Regions from separate parts of the Mus musculus genome. Here region 1 is linked to region 2. A link is a loop called in an ENCODE intact Hi-C map of the cell type or tissue named here. Cell type or tissue: left cerebral cortex. All regions are shown on one strand. Links, peaks and the distances in the headings refer to the core of each region. The heading gives the core; the rest is flanking DNA.

Region 1 (12,083 bases), core at 1,536-9,535, 750 kb after region 2:
AATGAGCAACAGTGCACTCACATCCATTAAATAAAAAAAGCCAGGCAGTGGTGGCCCACCCTTTAATCCCAGCAAAAGGGGAAGAAAAAAAAAAAAAGCCTGCTTAATGCTTTTGCTTCTATACGTTTGGGGTTTTGTTTGGTTGGTTATTTTTGGTTATGATGATGCTAGGGACTGAATGTACGGCCTCATGCATGCTAATCACACACTGGGTGACTGAACTACCTACCCATGCTAGAATTTCCTTCAAAGTAGGAGCTGAGGCTGAGTGAACTGGCAGAACCAACCCAACATTTATTATGGTTAATAAGTAGGAGTGCGTATACTCGTGCAAACACTGTATTTCTGTAGCTTAAAGCTGGGCCTGCAGGCTAGTTTAACTGGGAGACTGCTGTTTAGAAGATGAATGGGAGGGATGTCTAGAAGAGCTTCTCTGCTCTTGGGGCACAGGAAGCGAGGGAAGCCCTGCTCAGTGCTGTGTGCTCTGCCAGCCATGATCAGCAGCAGGCTGAGTTCTGTAGTCAAACAGGGGCCATCAAGAGGAGACAGTAATTCTATATATTTTTAAAATGTATCCTCAAATTTACTTTAAGGATCTTTATTGCAGAGCTTTATAGAAGAAAGAGGATTGTTCAACACATGTTACCAGTATCTAGTAGCAAACATAGCCTACAGGGCAATATGAACAACTGGATCCCACTCATTAAGTTTAACTGTAGAGTTGGCACAGTGGTTATGAGCACTGGCTGATCTTCCAGAGGACCCAGGGTCAATTTCCAGCACCCCTAGCAGCAGGCAATATCTACAACTCCAGCTCCAGGGGATCTGATGCCTTCTTCTAGACTCCGAAGTCACCAGGCATGCATGTGGCACACAGACATATACATGCAAGCAAAAGGTCAGATACATAAAAAAACAAGAAAAGTCCCAAATTAAGGAAAATGAGGCGGGTGGGCTGGCAAGAGGGTTCAGGAGGTAGAGGCACTTGGCGCCAAGCCTGAGAACCTGAGTTTGACCCCTGAATCCAGACAGTGTTAAGAGAGAATCAACTCCTATAAGCTGTTCTCTAACCCCCACGTTCTCCGTGACACTTGTACAAACACACATACAAAATAAAAATATGTGAAAAAACGTAACTAGTCCTTACACAGACAGAAGCAGCAATATTTACATTATATCTACACATGAAAAGAAACCTAAACTACATACAACTGCTTATGGAGCTTTTCAGCATGCTTTCCTGTTCTCATCAGTAGTTATTAATTTCATTTGACCATTATGCACATACTTGAATTTTGTAACAGGGAAAATTACTGAAATGTTTACTATATATAAAACCTTGACAGGCATATCCACTGTGTAGAATTTATTTAAAAGACAAAGAAAAGTTTGCTCTAATACTCATCTGAGGGCCATGAAACAGCTCCTGATGCAGAACTGTTACAGTTCGGCCCTGGAGAGAGTGGAATGTCACCACTGGGAAGCAGCTACTCACAAGACACTTACGGCTGTGTGAAGTCATGGGTGATGAAATCAGAACTCTTGAAAAGCAGGAAGATATCACTGAGAGTTTTACACTTCAGGGAACTGTTCATCGCTATCCAGTACGCATCCTAAACAATAAACATGTATGAGTTACGACACACCCAGCGAGTGCAGCCCAGGCACACAGATGAGAGAGCACCAGTGCACAGCGCCTCCAGGGTCAAATTACACTTCTCAACAAACAGCATGATCAGCCCATGCTAGACACCCAGCCATGTACGCTGAGGACCAAGATGGCTCAGCAGGCAAAGGCACTTCCCACCAGCTTTGACCACTGACTGCAATACTGCGCCACACACGGGAGAAGAGAACCACGTCCCACAAATTGTCCTCTTCCAAAAATGCACACACAAGTATACCCACCCACAAAACAAATGAGTATAATTTTTTTTTTCAAAAAAGTGTAGTTATGCACACTGAGATAGGAGGACCCACACATTTAGACCAGGGCGTTTTTCACGATAAGATGGAAGGAAGGTTAATGAAGTCACACAGGTCAGGGCGAAGATTCACGTGGTGAAGAATCAGCTGCTCTCCACAGTGAAAGCAGTCATTTCCAGCCTCCCTGATTGGGGAGACCAACCGACGAGCACCTGAACTTGGATGCTCAGGGCAGTCAAGACCCTGTTCATCTGATCAGGAAGGAATAAGTCAAACAGTTTCACCACCACAACCCAAAGCAGGGCTGCACCGGACATGTGGACGTAAAGTAACCGGGCCCAACGCAGTGTGATAAAGTCACACTTCTATAGACAGCTCAGACACAGGCTAAAATACACAATGGAAAACACCAATAACTACCAAAACTGTCCCATTACCCACACTGCATGGAAGAAAGCACTGGTGTATACAAGTCATTCCATAAACAAATGAACAGGTGCATAAGGAATTTACAACCAGAAATAATCTTCCTATCTTAAGTGGAAACAAAGAAAATTTCAAACATTATTCATGTAGATGAAAAGTTGCCTGAGAAACTAAAAATGAATTTAAAAAACCTCTACATGATATCTTTATAATTTCTCCCAATAAAAAAAGACAATAAACTTCTAGTTAAAGAAAGTATACCCAAATCATATTTAATCCCACAAAAACATCAGTATGTACACAGCAAACCACACAGCTGAATAAAAAATAATGCAACTCTTAACTCTAAGGATGGCAAAACATGGAATGGGAAGATGTTATTAATTGTAGTAGTATGCCTCAGGTAAGGACAGGGTGTTTGCAAAAGGACGGTCATGGCAAACACCGAATATGCGGAGAAACAAAACTGGATCCCTGCCACTGTGTACAAGCGTGTCTGTGTCTGTGTGTGTCTGTGTATGCAAGGTTAGAGGACAACTTTCAACACTCAGTTCTCTCCTGCCTCGTGGGTCCCTGGAATGAACTCAGGTCATCTGGCTAGATGGCAGGCACTTTTACCCACTGAGCTATCTCTCTGGGCCACCATATTTATTGTACTTTTCAATAGAGAAAACCTTGCTCAACTGAGAGGGTGAAGTTTTAAATAATGCAGACTACGAACATACCCAGAATCCTAGTACAATTGGCAACACAAGAGGTCAAATTGTCTTTTGGCAGAATGCACAGTATTTCGTAGAAAGTACAAACAGCAAAATCAGAAGAATAAAACAACAGAGGAAAAATATAATAATCTCAACAGTGCTTTCCCTGAAATTAAGAATGTAATGGAAGGTACATTAGATGCTCGGAGGGAATATAAAATGAATACAGAACAAAACAAACAACTACTCAAATAGTGAGATTTCTTTACATCTTCCTACCCTTGGGGCACTCCAGTTAAGCTTAGGGAAGACACTACCCCCCAGCGAATTGATAGCTTCTTGGACTTGAGTGTTGAACTCAGGAAACTCTGGTGCCTAGAGAGACAGAGAACAGGTCGTGAGCAAGTCAACACCATTAGAAGAGTCACAGAAATCATGATCAACATTTCAATGTTTCAGTTAGGGTATCAAAACCAGAATTATATATAATGCAAATTATTGTTCTTATTCCTGCTCTCAATTAAATAAAATCACCAAGAAAGTAGTATTTACCAGAAAGAGGAATAAAATCATCAACTTCTTAAATGGTACTTTCCGAACCCACACGTCTCTGAAAACACAGATGTCACCAAGTGTGTGGTTCGGGAGGAGCAACTCAGTGGTCTTTTCTGAATCCTTACCTAATGCCAGCATCTGAGCCAAGTGAGAGGCATATCCCTGTAACCCAGCACATGTCAAGGACAGGCAGGGACCAGGAGCTCAGGACAGCCTTGACTAGACAGAAAGTTCAAGGCCAATAGCTGCTACACGATGCTCTGTCTACTAAGGTCTGGGCAAGGGTGGGAAGAAGGGGTGGGGATAAGGCAGTGGATGTGTGTGCTTAGCACAGCAAGCATGAGGACCCAGGTTTAACCCCGCAGTACAAAAGCAGACATGGCTACCCATGCCTGTAACCTCAGCATTGGGGGGCAGAGACAAGCAGATTACAAGAGCCCACTGGCCAGCCTCCCTAACTGAATCGACAAGCCCCAAGTTTACTGAGAGTCAAGGCAGTGAGATAAAGAGCAACAGAGGGCGATGCCCCGTATCTTCCTCCGGCCTCCGAGAACACGGCATGTATGTGCGCATACACACACTCACACAGTGACTAGCGTGAGCTATTTTTTGAGAGAAGAGATGCCGGTGGGAAGTTCTCAGAAATAATACCCCATACTTAAATGGTCATTTATGCAAAAGGTTCACTGAAAATGAAAAACACCTGATGAATAAATTATACCTAGACACTACTATTTACAAGTAAGTTCTAATACAAACAAAGTTAAAATGTCCTTTTCTTTTTGGTTGAGAGTTAGAAAAAGACATTTTTGTGTAAACATTAATTCAAGCCGTCCAGTGTTTGCTTCAACCAGGAAGTAAGAGAAATACTACTGTTCAGTGGGAAGATGAGCTGGGTTACCAATAGATCCTGCCTAGGTAAATAGCAAGGGGGCTGGAAATGGACTTTAGTGGGAGGCAGAACACAAGGGCAGTAACAAACTCTTTGTGGCACTACCAGACTGCAGTAGCCTCTAAAGACGGGGTTGTTGCCCCCTACTGGGCAACTGCAGGTTCTGAAAAATAAATCTAACTAAAATTATAAAATTACCTACCCAGTACAAACCCAGATGATGCCTGTGGACTTTCAAGATTTAGCCCATGGAAGAGAAAACAAAACAAAACAAAACAAACAACCACAAAAAACTGAGAAGAAAAAGCAAGCTCTTAAAATGAAAAACAACTTAAAATTAGAAACAACCATTGGTTGATCTGAGGCAAAGACTTGATCCCTGGCCCTAAGCATGCCAGGCAAGAACTTTAACACCAAGGCACACTCTAAAAAGGGTTAACTGTAAGTAAGACACTAGGCTGGCTAACAAGCTCTCACTGACAGACTTGACAGACTGCCCCATATCTCTCTTCCACTAGTCTACAACCTACCCAGCTTAGACAAGTCAGGAAGCTACCCCTCAACGGAACTAGGAGTTCCCTTTTGCCTGCCTCTCCAGTCAAAAGGATGCAAATTACTTCCTCAAAATCATCAGAAGCTGCAGATCTGGCTGCCATAGAGCTTTGTCAATAGAACTCACTTATCTAAGATCAGCAGTGATTTCCATACAAGATACAACCGGGCAGCAAAGATGATTCGGTGGCTAAGCGCACTGGGTTCGCTTCCCAGAACCCACATACTGACTCACAACTGTCTGGAACAGCAGTTCCAGGAGAACTGACCCTTTCTTCTGGCCTCCACAGATCCAGGCATGAATGCAGTACACAGACATACGTGCAAGCAAATTCCCATACACAAAAAATTAAAATAATAATTGTAAGAGATACAATTACAAGGACAAATTAGTCCATTTCCCTACTCCACAAAGTGCTGCACGTAAGGACTGCTATATTTCCACACATTTTGCTTTGGTTTCACAGTGCTAAGGACTAACTTCAGGGTTGTGTGCACTTTAGGCAATATGCAAAAAACCCTGGATTTGTTTAAGCTTGTTTTGTTTTGGTTTGGTTTGTTTTTTGAGACAGGTTCTCATGTAGCCCAGGCTGGCCTCAACCTCACTATGTAGGCCAAACTGGCCTTGAACTCTTGGCCCACCCACCATCCCTCCCTCCCTCCCTCCATCCTGCTGGGATTGCTGCCATGCACAGCTACACCCTGACCTATTTGCTACATTTCAAAGATGAGGATTTAACTGCTTCCCTCAAATCCTCAAAATCATTCAACCTTTGAAATACTAAACCACGAATCCTACGGAAACTTTTTAATTATAAAAAGTCTACATATAGCACACCATTATGTGATTTTCACTATACCTGAACTATGAACTCAGTAAACCATAGCTAACTCAGTGTTGAGAAAGATCCTATGTGTATCCTGTCTGAAAGAGATCCCCGTGTCATCTCTCCCATCCCGAGGGTTACACAGTAACCTGAATGCTGTACCGCTTGTTCAGAAAGGGTAAGCTTCCTTTTTCTCTCTCTTGTCTTAATAGTTTTTAATTGAACATTTTCTTTACATTTCTAATGTTTTCCCCTTTCCAGGTCTCCCCTTTGGAAACCCCCCTCCCCACTCCCCCTGCCTCTATGAGGGTGCTCCCCCACCTACCCACTCCTATCTTCCAGCCCTTGCATCCCCCTACACTGGGGCATTGAACACCCTCAGGCCCAAGGGCATCTTCTGCCAATGATGTCTAACAAAGCCATCCTCTGCCACATATATATGGGTCCCTCCATGTGTATTCTTTGGTTGGTGGTCCAGTCCCTGGGAGTTCCGGGGGGTAGGGGGTCTGGCCTGTTGACACTGTTGCTCCCTTCACGGAGCTGCAAACTCCTTCAGCTCCTTCAGTCCCTTCTCTAACTCCTCCATTGGGGACCCTATGCTCAGTCCAATGGTTGGCTTCGAGCTTCTGCCTCTGTATTTGTCAGGCTCTGACAGAGCCTCTCAGGAGACAGCCATATCACGATTCCATCAGCAAGCGTTTTTAAGAACCACAAAATGCTATGTGGGTGTGTGTGTGTGTGAGACTTGGAGGAGGAGGAGGAGAGAGGGAAGAACTGTAGTTGGGATGTAATATATAAAAGAATAATAATGAATAAAAAAGAACCACAAAGCATATACAAAGGTGGTATTTACTCATACTACTAGACTAAAACATTGAGTCTGGCAGACTTAACTCAGACCTTTCTGTGTTCTTGTTTGTTTTACTTTACTGGTTTTTTCCAGTCAAATAAAGCTAGGTTAATTGTTAACTCTGTCTTCCTTTTTTTTCCTTTTCTTCCATTCTTCCTTCCTTCCTTCCTTTCTTTCCTTTTTAAGTTTTCAAGACAAGGTTTTTCTGTGTAGCCCTGACTATCCAGGAACTCATTCTGTAGACCAGGCTGGCCTCTGCCTCCCAAGTGCTGAGATTAAAGGTGTGCCCTGCCACAGCCAGGTGTTGTTGTATATTTCTTTCCTTTTTGTTATTAAGTTATTTTACTTTGCATCCTGATTGATTGCAGCTTCCTTTCCCTCCTCTCCTTCCAGAACTTCCCTCTTGCCTCTCTTCCCGCCCCATCTACCTCTCCTCCCCTTCTCAGAAAAAGGAATCCTCCCATGGAGATCAGCCAACCTTGGCATATGCAGCTGCACAAGACTAGGGGCCTCTTCTATTCATGCTAGACAAGGCAGCCCAGTTAGGGGAAAGAGATCCATTAGTGATGCAGTCAGAGGCAGCCTCTGTTCCCACTTTAAGGGTCCCACATGAAGACCTAGCTGCACAACTGTTGTTACATATGTGCAGAGGGCCTACATCAGTTCCATGTATGTTCTCTGTGAGCCCCCATGGGCCCAGGTTAGTTGATTCTGTAGATTTCCTTGTGTATCTTTGACTCCTCTGGCGCCTACAATCCTTTCTCCTTGATCCTCCACAGGCTTGCCCAAGCTTCGCTTAATGTTTGGCTGTGAGTCTCTGCATCTGTTTCCATTGGTTGGTGGGTGTAACTCTGATGACAGTTAAGCTAGGCTCCTGTTGCACGTATAAGAGAATATCTTTAGCACTGCCAGGCTTGGGCTCCCTTTCAGGGCATGGGTCTCAAGCTGGCCCAGTCACTGGTTGGCCCTTCCCTCGAATTCTGCTCCACCCTTTGCCTGTACATCTTGTAGGCAGGACAAATTGTGGGTCTAAGCTTTTATGGCTGGGTTGGTGTCCCAATCCCTCCACTGGAAGTCTTGCCTGCTATAGGAGGCTCTATATTTCCTGAAGGGAAAAACAAAACAAAACATTACTAAGAGGAATGAAGTCCCTGACCATCATTTTTAAACCGGTGTATAGTCTACATTCATGACTTTAACTCTAAAGTATGCGTACCTGTATGGCATTCTAAGAAGAATTTTATGTCACTTGCTATCATACTATCACTTGCTATGAATGTTTTTATTTTTTAAAATGTTTTGTCTTGTGTGTAACTGTGTTGCCTGCACTGTGTTGCACTGTGTATGTACTGTGTTGTATGCAAGTCTGGTGCCATAGAGGCCAGAAGGAGGCACCAGATCCCTGGAACTGGAGTTACAGATGGCTAGAAGCTGCCACGTGGGTCCTAGGACCCAAACCTAGGTCCTCTGGAAACATAGGCAGTGCTCTTGAATGCTGAGCCATCTCTCCTGTCCCTATGTACCCTTTTAGTGAGTTCATTTGGAGGAGGGACACTGAGATGAATCTAAATTGCAGTATCTTTAAGCTACTGTTCCAAATTATAAGTTCACCATGGCGCTTCTGACATCGTGATTATTATTTCCCTCCTTGTGATTGAGACAAGGCTTTTAGCCCAAGATGGCCTCCAGATTGCAAACCCCACACCTGAGCCCCCTGAGTGCTTGGATTATGCCTGTAGCTCCCTCCCTCCCTCCCTCCCTCCCTCCCTCCCTCCCTCCCTCCCTCCCTCCCTCTGCCTTTGGGGAGGAGCGTGCTCATTCGATGGCCTTTTATTTATACTAGAGAATGATTACTTTGGATTTTCCTTCCCTGGACCTGGCTCTAGGGTCTCCTCCACTAAGAGTTCTCCAAGAATGAGTGTTCCTATTGCCCAGCTCCACTGACTTATTTACATAGCCACTAGCTTTTTACTTTAGCTGTCAGGCTGGTGCGAATGCTCACACACCATTCACACAGATTCTCTCTCCCTTTCCCCCACGTGCTTCACCACTGTTTCCCAAACCCTACTCTCTATGCATGCCCACTTACTTCTAGTTACATCAGGTAATGAATTCTTCTCCCATGCTGTTTTAGAGCATACTGCAATCACTAAGTCCCTTTACTCCTAAATACAGATATATGGATAGATAGACGGAGAGATAGATACAAATTTAGATAAATATATATATATATATATAAATTTAGATAAAATACATTTATAAACAGATAAATATGGATATATATTTCCTTTTATAAAAGAGTAAAATGATGACAATCAAGAGGCTTACAGAAATATAACACTGTCTTAGTCAGGGCTTCTATTCCTGCACAAACATCATGACCAAGAAGCACTTGGGGAGGAAAGGGTTTACTTGGCTTACACTTCCATACTGCTGTTCATCACTAAAGGAAGTCAGGACTGGAACTCAAGCAGGTCAGGAAGCAGGAGCTGATGCAGAGGTCATGGAGGGATGTTCTTTACTGGCTTGCCTCACCTGGCTTGCTCAGCCTGCTCTCTTATAGAACCAAGACTACCAGCCCAGAGATGGTCCCACCCACAAGGGGCCTTTCCCCCTTGATCACTAATTGAGAAGATGCCTTACAGCTGGATCTCATGGAGGCATTTCCTCAACTGAAGTTCCTTTCTCTGTGATAACTCCAACACAAAACTAGCCAGTACAAACACTATTGCCTAATCTCTAGACTGTATTGAAGTATGCTCACTGTTCTAACAGTCTTTTATAGTAAAAGAAAATCAGAACCTTTTTCCTTCTCTAGAATCCAGTCCAGAAGCATCCACTGTAGTTAGGTGTCATGTTTCATTGCTCTCCCATACTCTCTAACAGCTCTTCTTGCTATAGTCCTTATTGGTGATAACCTTGATATTTTAGAAGGGTATGTAAAGAGCTGGTTTCTGGGACCTATCATGCTCCCATTATTCTCTTCCATTTCCTTAGTTTCTGACACAGCAAGCTACTGTGGGCCCATTTCACTTTCCCAACTTCAATCCTGAATTTCTCTAAGAAGTTTCAGGTCAGTGGAGAATGGTATTCAAAAGCCAGAATAAAGCCTAAGTATGCTCCCTGCTACCATAATGAATATCACTGATTCAGTACACAGGAGTATGGAAAACACACACACACACACACACACACACACACACAAAGACGGGGGGAGAGAGAAAGAGGGGGGGTGAGGAGGAGAGGAGAGGAGAGGAGAGGAGGGGGGAGAAGGCGAAAGAGAAAGAGAGAGAGAGAAGGAGAAAGAGAAAGAGAGAATTATGATTTTAAAAGATGTATCTGCGCTTGGGAGACAGAGGCAGGCAGATTTCTGAGTTCAAGGCCAGCCCGGTCCTACAGAGTGAGTTCCAGGACAGCCAGGGCTACACAGAGAAACCCTGTCTCAAAAATACAAAACAAAACAAACAAAAAACAAAAAAAAAACCAAACAAACAAAAAAATCCACCCCAAACCATATCTATTTATTTATTTGTCTAATGTATAAGTTTATGGCAATGTGTATGTAGTGTATAAGTTTAGTTGCAATATGTGTGTAGGAGGCCAGAAGCCATAGAGCATGAAATCTCCTGGAGTTACAAGTGGTTGTATGCCACTTGACACAAATGCTGGGAACTGAACCCAGGAATTCTGTATTAATGGTAAGCATTTTTTTTTTTGTTTGTTTTGTTTTGTGTTTTTGTTTTTCAAGACAGGGTTTCTCTGTATAGCTCTGGCTGTCCTGGAACTCACTCTGTAGACTGGGCTGGTCTCGAACTCAGAAATCCACCTGCTTCTGCTTCCCGAGTGCTGGGATTAAAGGCATGCGCCAGCACTGCCCAGCAATGGTAAGCATTTCTGCCCTCGAGATATCTCTACAGTTCCCACTGTTTGATTTTAATGTTTGTATCTCTCCAAAGTTCATGGCAAACCTTAATCCCAACCACAGTGACATTAGGAGGTAACCTTGAGGAAGCTAAGTCATGAGAGGCTATAGCTTCGTGAATAGTTCACAGCTTCAGAAAAACATCAGTCTCTGCCTTCTCAACTCTCCTGTCTCCTTCATCATGCTCTCACTCAGAAATAAGGTGCCATCTTGAAGCAGAGAGATTCTCTCTCCCCAGACATTATGTGTACCTTGTTCTTAGACGTCCTTTGAGAAATAAAATTCTATTATTTCTAAATGACTCACTAGAAATGGGATACACATGACAAGAAAGCAGAGAGAGGAGCTATCGAAGAACGGAAGCACCACGGAGAGGCGAGAAGATGACAGCAAAATGAAGGAAAGCACAGTATAACAATATATACACATATCACAAAAGAACTCACTTGATATGCACTCACTGATAAGTGGGTATTAGTCCAGAAACTTAGAATACCCAAGATACAATTTGCAAAACACAAGAAAATCAAGAAGAAGGAAGACCAACACGTGGATACTTCATTCCTCCTTAGAATAGGGAAAAAAATACCCATGAAAGGAGTTATAGAGACAAAGTTTGGAGCTGAGACCAAAGGATGGACCATCCAGAGACTGCCCCAACCAGGGATCCATCCCATAATCAGCCACCAAACCCAGACACTATTGCATATGCCAGCAAGATTTTGCTGAAAGGACCCTGATATAGCTGTCTCATGTGAGGCTAGGCCAGTGGCTGGCAAATACAGAAGTGGATGCTCACAGTCATCTATTGGATGGAACACAGGGCCCCCAATGGAGGAGCTAAAGAAAGTACCCAAGGAGCTGAAGGGATCTTCAACCTGATAGGTGGAACAACAATATGAACTAACTAGTACCCCCAGAGCTCGTGTCTCTAGCTGCATATGTAGCAGAAGATGGCCTAGTCGGCCATCATTGGGAAGAGGCCCTTTGGTCTTGCAAACTTTATATAACTCAGTACAGGGGAATGCCAGGGCCAAGAAGTGGGAGTGAGTGGGTAGGGGAGCAGGGCGAGGGGGTTATAGGGAATCTTCTGGATAGCATTTGAAATGTAAATGAAGAAAATATCTAATTAAAAAAAAATTTAAAAAACCAATATACACATATGGAGCTGTCATGAAAACACCCATTTCTTTATGTTAACCAAGAAACTAATCTTAAAAACAAGGCACTGGGTAGATGGCTCAGTAGGTGGAGGACCTGCTTTTCCTGAGTTGATCCCCAGAATCCACATAAAAACTCAAGGCCCACACTATGGTACATACCTCTAATCCCCTAGTTAGAGGTGGGAATAGGAAGAAATCCGGGGGTTTGCTGGCCAGCTAGCCTTGCCTAACTGGCAAGCTTCAGAGAAGTGACAGACTCTATTAACCAT
Region 2 (12,083 bases), core at 2,124-10,123:
GAACTCTCAGCTCCTCCTGCACCATGCCTGGCCTGGATGCTGCCATGCTCCCACCTTGATGATAAATAATGGACTGAATCTCTGAACATGTAAGCCAGCTCCAATTAACTGTTGTCCTTATAAGAGTTGCTTTGGTCATGGTGTCTGTTCACAGCAGTAAAGCCCTAACTAAGACAAGTATTATAAATAAGAGAGGGGTATCGGAGGACAACCCTATTAAAAGTCCAGTAGAGGCTGTGTCAGGGGCAGTTAGCACATGTTTCCATGTTGGATGAATTTATGACAGTAGGCCTTTTATCTCAAAAGTAAACATAGCATGAAGGCAGAGGGCCAGACTTTGTCCCTGTGTTTAGTTCCTCATTGGCTTGAGGCAGGAGTTAATGGTTGTTAGTGAAAGCATCTTCTCTCTGTCCATTAGACCACAGCAACCCTTGCTCTCTGTGCTTTCCTCCCTGCTCCCGCCATTCTCCATTTTCCACACTCACTCACTCCTCGTCTCTCAATCCCTTACTAAAAGGTTGAATGGTGTAGCATTGGTTTCTTGGGAGTGTGCTCAGTTTAGGGGGCCATCTTTCTAGAGATTATCCCATTTAGGATGGATTTTTATCAGAGCCAAACACTCAGGGAGGGCAGTGAATGAGAGGTGTGAAATAGGACAAAGTCTACTGTTCTATGAGTATAAGATACCATGACGAAGCCTGTCACTCTGTATGCTGACAAAAAATTAATAATTAAAAAAACCTAGAACGACAACATACTTGTCTGTCAAAAGACTTTCAAGGGATCTGCCAGAGGGGGTGAAATGCATGCGTGCATGCATGCATGTGTGTGTGTGTGTGCGTGCGCGCATGTGCATGTACATGTGTGTTAGAGATCAAATACATGCTTGGCTACTGAGCTACACCCCTGCATTTGAGCCTATTGCAGGTTAGTTTTCATGTCTAGTGCTTATGTTTACTTTTAATTTAAAAAAAAGTCCTATTTGACATATAATTCATTCAACACGATGACATGTATTAATTGCAGTTGATACAGCCTCTACTGGACTCTAGAGGTTTTCATCTTACAACATCCTTTTCTTATGTTTATAACACTAGTTGGCTCAATTCAGTTAGTCTACACTTTTTTTCTTTTTTCTTTAAAGATTTATTTATTTATTTATTTATTTATTTATTTATTACATGTAAGTACACTGTAGCTGTCTTCAGACACCCCAGAAGAGGGCATCAGATCTCGGTTACGGATGGTTGTGAGCCACCATGTGGTTGCTGGGATTTGAACTCATGAGCTTTGGAAGAGCAGTTGGTGCTCTTAACCGCTGAGCAATCTCTCCAGCCCCCCCCCCCCGCCCTTTCTTTTTCTTCTACTCCTTCTTCTTCTTCTCCTTCTCCTTCTCCTTCTCCTTCTCCTTCTCCTTCTCCTTCTCCTTCTCCTTCTCCTTCTCCTTCTCCTTCTCCTTCTCCTTCTCCTTCTCCTTCTTCTTCTTCTTCTTCTTCTTCTTCTTCTTCTTCTTCTAGACAGGGTTTCTCTGTGTAACTCTGACTGTCTGAGACTTGCCCTGTAGACAGACTGACCTCTAACTCAGAGATTCCCCCTGCCTTGCTTCCTGAGTGCTGGGGTTAAAAGTATGTGCCACCACTGCCCAGCTGAACCCAACATTTTCCATGGGTTCTAGGGGGTCGAACTTAGGCCTGAGCAGTCTCTCCAGCCTCTAACTTATTTTCTTCTTATCCAGACTTCTTAAATAAACATTCAACCCTCTGAACGTCACATGTTTAATGGGCTAACCATAGGTTTTCTACATGAAGGCTCAAAAAAAGATCTTGTTTGGCAAAATTAGGGCTTCTTTCCTTTTCGAGCCTTTAATATGCTAATGTGTGGTATGAGGTTCTGAAAGGGAGGCACAGAGCTCAGTGCTTACCAGATGCTTTGGGCTGAGGTCACTGGACCTCCTATTGCTAAACTCAGTGGCAGTGTAACAGAACATGGCAAAGGCTCTTAGAAGTCTCCAGGCAGCTCTGTTTTGCACGCAGAGCATGATGGATGGAGTCATCTTGAAACAGACTTTCTTACTAAGGAAGAGCCACTTAATTCTGTCAGGTCCCAGCTGTGGCTTGTCTGTGGTGAAAATGCCATAGGTCATTTATTCATTTCACTTTGGTCAGGGCTGAGGCTGGCTAAGCAGCCAGTTGTAGGTGGATGCAGGAGTCTGCAGGGCACCTGGTGGGAAGTCTGGGTTCTTGTGTCCTGGAACAAGGAATTGCACCAGGAATTCCTGGATAGTGGTAGATACCACACTGGTTTTATTAAGGAAAAAGGTACATCTGAGGATAGAAGAAGGCTAGAGCTGTTTGGCTTAATGGTGAGTGCTTGACAAATGATTGGATGTTTATACCCTGTTAGCATGGCTTTTGGGCCATTCTTAGAACAGGAAATGCTCTGTATTGTTCTGTTACAAGATAGACTTGGTAGGGAGGGTTGTTGGTTTCTTTCCTATGCTAATCTCTGTTCTTTTACATTTAAACACACACACACACACACACACACACACACACTCTCTCTCTCTCTCTCTCTCTCTCTCTCTCTCTCTCTCTTGGGATGAGGGAGGGAGGGAGGGAGGTAGAGAGAGAGAGAGAGAGAGAGAGAGAGAGAGAGAGAGAGAGAGAGAGATCAGAGAACATCTTGAGGTAGTAGGTTTCTCTTCTTCCTTCACATGGGTACCAGGGATAGAACTCAAGAGCTTTTCCCTGCTGAGCCATCTCCCCATCTCCCTAATCCTTATATGCTAATTTTGATGCCTCTGTTCACTACTCTGCAGCCATAAGACCTCCACTTGTACCTCTGGTTGCTGAGGCAGCTGTGGCTCTGCCTGGAGGCCACCAATCATTCTAGGAAGAAGGATAGTGACTTAGTGTTTTCATCGCTGTGAAGAGACACCATGATGATGGCTGCTCCTTTATAGAGGACAACATTCAGTTGGGGCTGGCTTACAGGTTTAGTTCATTACTATCATAGTGGGAAGCATGCCAGCATGCAGGTAGACATGGCATGGAGAAGGACCTGAGAGTTCTACATGGACTGGCAGACAGCAGGAAAAGCTAGTGAGCCACGGTCTTAGTTAGGGTTTTACTGCTGTGAACAGATACCACGACCAAGGCAACTCTTATAAAGGACAACTTTTAATTGGAGCTAGCTTACAGGTTCAGAGGTTCAGTCCATTATCATTAAGGCAGGAACATGGAAACATTCAGGCAGGCATGGTGCAGGTGGAGCTGAGAGTTCTACATCTTCATCTGAAGGCGGCTAGTAGAATTCTGACTTCCAGGTAGCTAGAAAGAAGGTCTTATAGCACATACCCCCAGTGACACACCAACTCCAATAGGGCCACATCTTCTAATAGTGCCACTCCCTGGGCTGAACATATACAAATCATCACAGCCACTGAGCCTGGCTTGAGTTTCTGAAACCTCAAAGCTCACTCACTGTGACTCACTGTCTCCAACACGGCCACACGTCCTAGTGCCACTGTCTAAGCATTCAAAAATTATGAGTTTATGGGGACCATTCTTATTCAAACCATCACATTCCACTCCATGACACCCTCCCCCCCCCTATAGGCTTATATTCATATCATAACACAGAAATGCGTTCAGTCCAACTCTATCAGTTTCAACCCCGTGTAAAAGTCCAAGGTCCAAAATCTCTTCTGAGACTCATGGCAGTATCTTAACTGTACTCTGCCTATAAATTCAAAATAAAAAAAGCAGATCACATGCTTCCAACATATAATGACCAGGATATACATGATCATTCCAAGAAGGAGGAGAGGGAGCACAGCGAGGAAGTACTGGACCAAACAAGACTGAAACCAGCTGGGCAATCGCCAAACTCTACACCTTCCTGTCTAATGTCAATGTGCCCTTCAGATCCTTAAGCCCTTCCAGCCATGTTGACTGTCACACACTTCTCTCTCTTGGGCTGGTTCCACCCCCTCTTAGCAGCTCTCCTTGGTAGGTATCCCATGGCATCTCTAGCCTCTTGGGTCCTCTAAGGCAATCTAGGCTTCACTTTCACAACTTCATGAAAAGGTCTCCCTGGGCCTCCATGCAGGGACACTCTTGCCACTCCTGTCTAGCCTCAGCAGCATTCTTCGTCTCAGAGGGAGATTCCATAACCCCTATCTTGTAGCTTTGACTCTAAAGACAGAATCATGAGGCTAAAACTGCCAAGTGTTGTTCCTTGCTGGGGCTGCAGTATGGCCTCCTCATTCAAATACATTTCCACCAGCTTTCTGTTTTCAATGGTTTCCTTAATTGCTTAAGCTTGGCTGTCTTGGAACTTGATCATAGACCAGGCTGGTCTCAAATTTAGAGATCCCCTGCCTCGGCCTTCTGAGTGCTGGGATTAAAAGTGTGTACCATGCACCTGGCCTTAAGTTTTTTAAAACTTCCTCTGAACAAGTTGGAAACTTAACTGGGTGGGGACTTGCTCTGAGGTCACCATTCCCTTTATCTCTTGGCCTCAGGCTGTTCTTTAATCTGTTTATACTTCCTGGCACCCCTTTCTTCTCAAACTGTATACTTTGCATTTCCCTTCCTCAGCTTGTTTCTTTTCAGTATAGATCTGCATAAGACTGGCCACTGATCACCATACAACTTGGTCGACAATAAGCTATTTTGAAATCTCCTCTGTCAACACAATCCAAAACTTTTGAATTTAATCTCAGGCAGACTTTTTTGGACAAAAGCAAAATGCAGTCACATTCTTCACCAAAAAAGAGTGCTCTTTAGGTCACATAATAATATTCTTCTCTAAAACCTCTTAAGCTGGGCCCTCACAGTTCCAATCCTTTTCAGCACCACTGTCTTTCATGCTCCTACTAATATGGTCCATTAAGCCCTTCTCAAAGCATTCAACTGCTTTCCTAATCCAAAGTCCCAAAGTTTACATTCTGCCAAGAAGAAGCCACATGGTCAAGCTTATCAGAGCAACACCCCACTTCTGGTACCAACTTCCATCTTAGTTAGGGTTTCTATTGCTGTGAAGAGACACCATGACTACAGCAACTCTTATAAAGGAAAATATTTAATTGGGGATGGCTTACAGGTTCAGAGGTTCAGTCCATTAATGTCAGGTGGGAAGCATGGAAGCCCAAAGGCAAGTATGGTGCTGGAGAAAGACCTGGAAGTTCTACATCTGGACTGGCAGGCAGTAGGAAGAGTAAGTGAGCCACCCAGCCTGGCTTGTGCTTCTGAAACCTCAAAGCTCCCCCCACTCCCTTCAGGAAGGTGTCTGGGAACGATTTACCTCCTAAATGTGCTCAGAGATGTTGTGTTTTTCCTGTAACAATTTACTTGATTGTTCTCAAGGATGTGATATTTCTATTTGTGGGATGCTTTGTTGTTCTCCTGTCCATTTCTCACAAAGCTGGGGATAGGAATAGCCCATTCCTGGACTAAGATCTTGGAGGATGCTCTAAGACAGATATGCTTGGGTCTGAAGTTAGTTAGGGGCAATCCTGATTCACAGTTAGCTTCTTAGTGAACTGAAAAAACACTTGATACTTTACTAATATAATGTATAGGACCTGTGTTAGGTTTCTCCAGCAAAATGGGACGGAGAGGGAGAGGGAGAGGGAGAATGAAGCAGGAATGTCTAAGGTTTATATGAGGTCATCAGGCTGGAATTTCAGGTAAGAATTACAATTGATGTCTGGACTCCAAATCCCTCAAGTGAGAAACTGAGGCAGGGTTTCTCTGTGGCAATCTGGTTGAAGAAAAATTTCTTCTACCTTGAGAAACTGCAGTCTTTACTCTCAAAGCTTTCAAATGAAAGGACCCACACACAATATGGAGAATCACACGCTTTATGCAGAACACCAATCACATAAAGAATGTGTCTCCACAGAAGTATCTCCAGTGGTATTTGGCCAAATGCAGGGCATTTTAGTCTGGCCAAGTTAATGCACACAGTTAACTATCACATGGGGGAAAACTTATCAGTTTTTAAAGGTTACTGAGGGCTTGAGAGGCTGAGGCAGGAGGATCAAGTTTGAGGTCAACCTGGGTTACATGGCAAGACCTTGGTCTAAACAGTTATTATTATTTTTTTAATTTGAAGAAAAATTTAAAATTTGAAAAGGCATACGGAGCAGCTGATGTTTCTCCAACATCATCCCGGTGTGGGGAGGTAGAGGCAGAGGATCAGGAGTTCATGTTCACCCCTAGCTTTATGCTGTCCATGGTTCATCATCTCTTATGGCCCATATTAGTCATTGTGCCATTCAAAAGCCACAGAGCAAGAGAAACATGTTTCACAGCTCCTACTGTATCCTGGACCCTAGGGATGCAACAGTGGCAAGATGTGGTTTCTGCTCTTCATTGTGAGCTGACTTGGCTGAGGCTATAAAGCAAAGGTGCTTTGTGAAATTCAGAGAGGATAACGTAAGGTAACTCAGAGATATGCACAGGAAGTTGCATATTTGCAATAAAGCCACACACAGCAGAACTATTAGATCCAGGCACTCACTCAACGTGGATTCTGGGCTCTTCAGCTCTGATCTCTTCAGCTCTCATTTGCTCAGACTGTCTATGTCCAGCAGATGGTGCCAAATGACTGTCTGCAGTCAACTGGCAGTCCCTCTCAGGGAAAATCCAAATTGAGCCTATGAAAGAAAGGTCAGCATTTTTAAGGAAAGTGCTCTTTGTCAGACTAAGACCTTTTAATTTGTCCCATTTTAATAGTACATATGTATCAAGATAAAAAAAAAACAGACAAGGAAATGGCCTCCTTTGCTGGGATTGTGGAATTGTAAGACCCCCGAAACTGGGGAGACCTCCGCTCAAGTCCCGGGTTGAGCTGGTCGGCACCCCGATAACACCTGATGCAAACTGCAAGACGCTTTATTGTCAGCTAGCTGAGGGGAGTTCGATCTCGAGCGGTAACAGTAGGGGGCTTTTAACAGCTAGCTGAGGAGTTGGGAGGAGTTTGGCTACAGCTCTTCTCTGGCGGGTGTCCTTGGTAAAATAACAAGGCATGAAGAGTGAGGAGTGAGCTGTAGCTCTTCTCTGGGGAATCTATCTCCATGTCCTTGGCACAGGGAGCCAAGCAAGCGCCTGGCTAGGTCTCCCCACAATCATCGAGTCTCTGGCTGTAAGGCACAGAAACAAAAAGACTTTTTGTTGGCTATAGAGAACAAAGAGCTTCTTTCTGGCTGTATTTTAAGAGATCAGGGAAAACAAGCTTGGGGAATGTCCAGGGGCTTTACCTTTCAGGGAGAAACGCTCTAAGTCGGGGTCTCACAGAATTATGGGAACAGAGGTCAGGAAGTACTTCAGTAAAACAGCACCCCAATATAGACTGGCATATGAAACTCCAATGACTGAGCATACACGTGTGTATTCATATATTTTGAGTCTACACTTGTATAGAAGTGTATGTATCATGTATGCATATGTACATACGTGCCTGTGTGTGAATATATGGGTAGAAGTCCAAGTGTGTGCGTTTTTGTAATGTGTCTGTATGTGTTGAGTATTTGCAAGTAGGTGCCTATGGTCACATACAAGCATACTCATGGTGTATGTGGAGTGCCTGTGTATGATTGTGAGGAATATGAGTGTGAGTGTGCACATGTGGATGTGTATATCCATGTGTGACTGTGTACACGTATATGTTTACTTTTGGGAAAAATTAAAAAATAAAATAGATGAGGAATGGAAGGTTTGACATATTTTTAAAGGGCAAAGGTACAATTGTTGAGGCAGTGGAAATTGGGAGGATGGAGCCTAAAAACCGAGAAGGACTAAAGCCTCAGGCCTTAGCCAACCTTACTCAGAGCATCAGACAATCTATACTCTGAGAGTTAAGAAGAATCGAATGAGTACAGTTTACAATCACAAAGACAAACCACACATGGCGGTAACATGTCTGTCTACACGGACATAAAACCAAACAATAGCCAGCTCCAATGAACAATCTGAAGTCAACTCCCTCCTACCCACCATACTTGGGAGGGACATTTAATCACATTTCAGAAAGAAGTTGGCATTTGGAAGAAACAGGTCACAAAGACTCTTGTTTACTTGGAATTTTCTCACACGAACTCAGAATTCTTCTTATCGGACTCCATTTTTGGAAAGTGTTCTGACATAAAATACTTAGAACTTCCTAAGAGAGTTAAGATATTGGAGGTGTGTGTGTGTGTGTGTGTGTGTGTGTGTGTGTGTGTGTGTGTGTATGTGTGTGTGTGTGTGTATGTGTGTGTGTATGTGTGTGTGTGTGTGTATGTGTGTGTGTGTGTATGTGTGTGTGTGTGTGTGTATGTGTGTGTGTGTGTGTGTGTGTGTGTGTGTGTGTGTGTGTGTGTGTGTTCAAGTGAATATGAGAACCAGGCCTTGATAGAAAGGCATTCATTAGAAGTCCCAAAGAAATGATTCAAACCTGCTTTTGCCCAGTCATCTTGGAAGAATATTGTATAAATGGAAGTTTGGGGGTGAGTGGGGCTCCAGCTCATTCAAGGACCATCCTGTGGAGTTAGTCATTTCAAGAGACACAAGTCCAGTGCTCCTAGATCTGGGACTGGCTCCACTGACAGGGTCCTGCTAAAGAAGGTAGGCTGGGACAGGAAACTCACTGGTGAATTCAAATAGCCAACGTGAGCTCACATTCTCTTTGTGAGGCTTTTATAAGCTCTCACTAAAATAAAGTCTGTGAGTCTGGAATGTTAGTGCTCAGAAGAGAGGCAGGAGGATCAGGGTCAAGACCCGTCTAGGCTGCCTAGTGAGACCTTGCTTCAGATGGGACAAAAAAAGTTGTCAGCTGATAAAGTAGAGAATAAGATGCCATGCAGTGCCATCTGATGTGGCAGAGGAACCTAAGGCTTAGTTAAGAAGCCACTTCTGGGGACTGGGGGTGGGGTATAGCTCAGTGGTACAGTGAGTGCTTCTTCTGCAAGAAGCCCTGCCCTGGGGGATTACACACACACACACACACACACACACACACACACACACACACACACACACACACTTACTTCAATGTCCCATCACCTACTCTGAGACATTTCAGAAAGAAGACAAAAAAGAGCATCCGGAGGCAGTGTCTTTGGAGCATCAGCATCAGGAAATGAAATGGCTATCATGCTCTACCCACCCTCATCCCACCATTTCAGTTGCCTCAAAACAGGAAAGCCTGTGTCTTAAAGAACACCATACAGCTACTAGGTTGGGTGTAGTTACAAACTGTAGGAAAGGAACAGTCTTTATGGTTTCTTCTAATTAATAATTTTAGAAATCATCAAACCATGAAAGATTTCCTAGTAAATCAGTGACACAATTCTGTGTTCTAAAGACTTACCAGCTGCTCTTAAAGGTACAGGTGCCCACCCGAGTATCATATATATGACCATATATATGTACACAGAGTATATGTCACATATAATGTGAATAATTATGTTAGATGGCAAGTACTGAATATATGTATGTATATATGTGTGTATATATATATATATATATACATATATATATATACACACATACATACATACATACACACATACATACATATACATCACAATGCTGCAGGAATATGTGTGTTTATGGGTACATTTTTCTCATTTTTTCTTTCAGATAGGTATTATGCCTCATAGGCAGGCCTTCAGGCTCAAGCTGTAATGGAGAGGATGACTTTGAAATCTCAATCCTTCTGCCTTCACGTCTCAAGCATTGGTTTCAGAATTTGTCACCATGCCTAGAGACTGTGGACCTCTGAAGGAAGTCCTGTGAACACAGACCAGAGGGCCTGAGGGAGGAGCAGCTGGTCCGTGGCTGCAGTGGGATGTTGTCTGGGCATCCGTGGCTGCAGTGGGATGTCGTCTGGCCGTCCGTGGCTGCAGTGGGATGTCGTCTGGCCGTCCGTGGCTGCAGTGGGATGTCGTCTGGCCGTCCGTGGCTGCAGTGGGATGTCGTCTGGCCGTCCGTGGCTGCAGTGGGATGTCGTCTGGGCGTCCGTGGCTGCAGTGGGATGTCGTCTGGCTGTCCGTGGCTGCAGTGGGATGTTGTCTGGGCGTCCGTGGCTGCAGTGGGATGTCGTCTGGCCGTCCGTGGCTGCAGTGGGATGTTGACTACTGATGAGCAGTGCACAGGAAATTAGTGGAGACCGAGGAGAAGAGTTAGCGTTACGTTTTCCTTCTAAAGCATGAACATGGTTAATATTCCTTAGCCTACACTAAAGATAGCCAGGCAGCAAAGCCAGGCTAGGGATTACAGCTCTAATCTCATTAAGTACTTCCAGAGGAGAATTGAAGGAGGAGAGGCCTGACTCAGCAAAATCCACTTGGTTTACAAAGTATTTCTGCTTATGTGTATGAGTGTTTTGCTTCTACGTATGTACCTTATGTGTGCCTGCTGCTCACGGAGGTCAACAGAGAGCATGGGCTCCCCTGGAACCAGAACATCTGGGTTCCGGGAACTGAACCTGAGTCCTCTGCAAGACAGAGAGTGCTCTTCACTGCTGAGCTATCCCATAAGCCCCCATGCTTTCTTTTGATTTAAAAGAGTCCATTTGGTGTCAGTACCAAAAAGCAAAATTAGGGGGCTTGATGGGTGGCTCCTGTGGCGATTTATGGTAGCCCACAACCATCTGTATTCTAGTTCTAGAGGAGCTGACACCTCTGGTCTCTATGAATACCAGGTTCCAACGTACGCATCCAGTGTATGTGCACTGACATATATGCATATCTACACCATGTATACGAATTAAACACACTGCTCATAATTGCGAGGGAATGCTGGTGCGGTGAACCTACATGGCTTACTGTCTTCATCATAGAATTATGCCTGCTTTGTCCAGTGACTTCCAAAAGTTAAAATTTTGACAGTGAGGCATACAAAGAATGTAAATACGTATAACCATAGACGATATTAGGCCTGCCTGAGGTCAAGGGAGGTATATTAGTATGATTAAAAATTACTTCCGATTTTAACAGATGTTTATATTTATAAATATACTTATATTCTTCTGCTTAAACATGCTATCTTTCTTCCCTATATTTTGCTGACTTTATTAGACATGTATTAGTTAGCTTTCTAGTTTCAATAACCACACAGCTGAAAGGTGCAATTTAAAAACGGGAGGATCAGGCAAGAGAGGTGGCTCAGCAGTTAAGAGCACTGACTGCTCTTCCATGGTCCTGAGTTCAAATCCCAGCAACCACATGGTGGCTCACAACCATCTGTAGTGGGATCCTGTGCCCTCTTCTGGTGTGTCTGAAGAGAGTAACAGTGTACTCACATAAATACATTTTTTTAAAAAGGGGGAGGATGGATGTTGGCTCTCAGTTTCAGAGCTCTCATCTACCAGGGCAGAGAGGGTGTGGCAAACAGAGACATTCACAGGATGACAACAGGAAGCAGAGGAGAGGGAGCACAAGCATGGATGACTAGGGTAAAATCACTCCTGAGGACATTCCCGCAGGGACCCGTTTCCTCTGTGAGGCCCTGCCTCCCACTTTTCAACACTTTCCACAGTTTGGTCAGAACCCTAGAATCTGCCTGTAAAGATGCCCTCATAGACACACCTGAGGGCAGACTTTACCAACCTCCTACCTGTTTATTATTAATCAAGCTGAAAATTAGGGCTTAGCATCTGTGTTGGTTTGAAAATGCCTGCCCCAGGGAGTGGCACTATTAGGAGGTGTGGCCTTGGTGGAGTAGGTATGGAGGAAGTGTGTCACTGTGGAGGTGGGCTTTGAGATCCTCTTCCTGACTGTTTGGAAGCCAGTTTTCTCCCAGCTGACTTTGGAACAAGAGCTAGAACTCTCAGCTTCCCAGTGCCATGTCTGCCTGCACTCTGCCATGCTTCCCACCATAATGACAATGGACTGAACCTCTGAACCTGTAATCTAGCCCCAGTTAAATGTTGGTGCTTCACAGAGGTGGTATAGTCCAGTGGGTAGAGCAGACTCTGGAGCATGGTGATTGAGTTTTCAATACCAGGCCCATCTTATTGCTTGTGTGTCTTTGTTGCAGCCATTTAAACTTGAGTGGTTCAGTTTCCTTGTATGTAGCCATGAGAGGGTTATG

The links. Hi-C counts contacts between places; a loop is a spot of excess contacts. Peaks named below come from ENCODE experiments on the same cell type or tissue, not always from the same donor. Only the 100,000 strongest peaks of a DNase experiment are listed, where the experiment ranks them.
Region 1: a loop joins it to region 2, with 3 times the contacts of the local background. A loop is called at or near these places in 10 of 42 quality-filtered maps.

What each region holds. Positions count from the first base shown.
Region 1 is chr2:5,819,770-5,831,852 of GRCm38, forward strand. Cdc123 (cell division cycle 123) reads right to left here. Exons shown (of 13, transcript NM_133837.5): 5 at 3,333-3,428; 6 at 1,507-1,613. It overlaps Gm29984 (a long non-coding RNA gene), which reads left to right and starts at 5,791. Exons shown (of 2, transcript XR_373966.3): 1 at 5,791-6,057; 2 at 10,961-11,046. In left cerebral cortex, for the core only: a CTCF peak has its summit at 4,655 (motif pointing left); DNase peaks (open chromatin) are centred at 4,665 and 5,093.
Region 2 is chr2:5,073,640-5,085,722 of GRCm38, forward strand. No RefSeq gene overlaps it. Among named protein-coding and RNA genes, the nearest start is that of Optn, 16 kb to the left of the region's middle. In left cerebral cortex, for the core only: a CTCF peak has its summit at 6,610 (motif pointing right); DNase peaks (open chromatin) are centred at 6,600 and 6,984; H3K4me3 peaks cover 307 bases.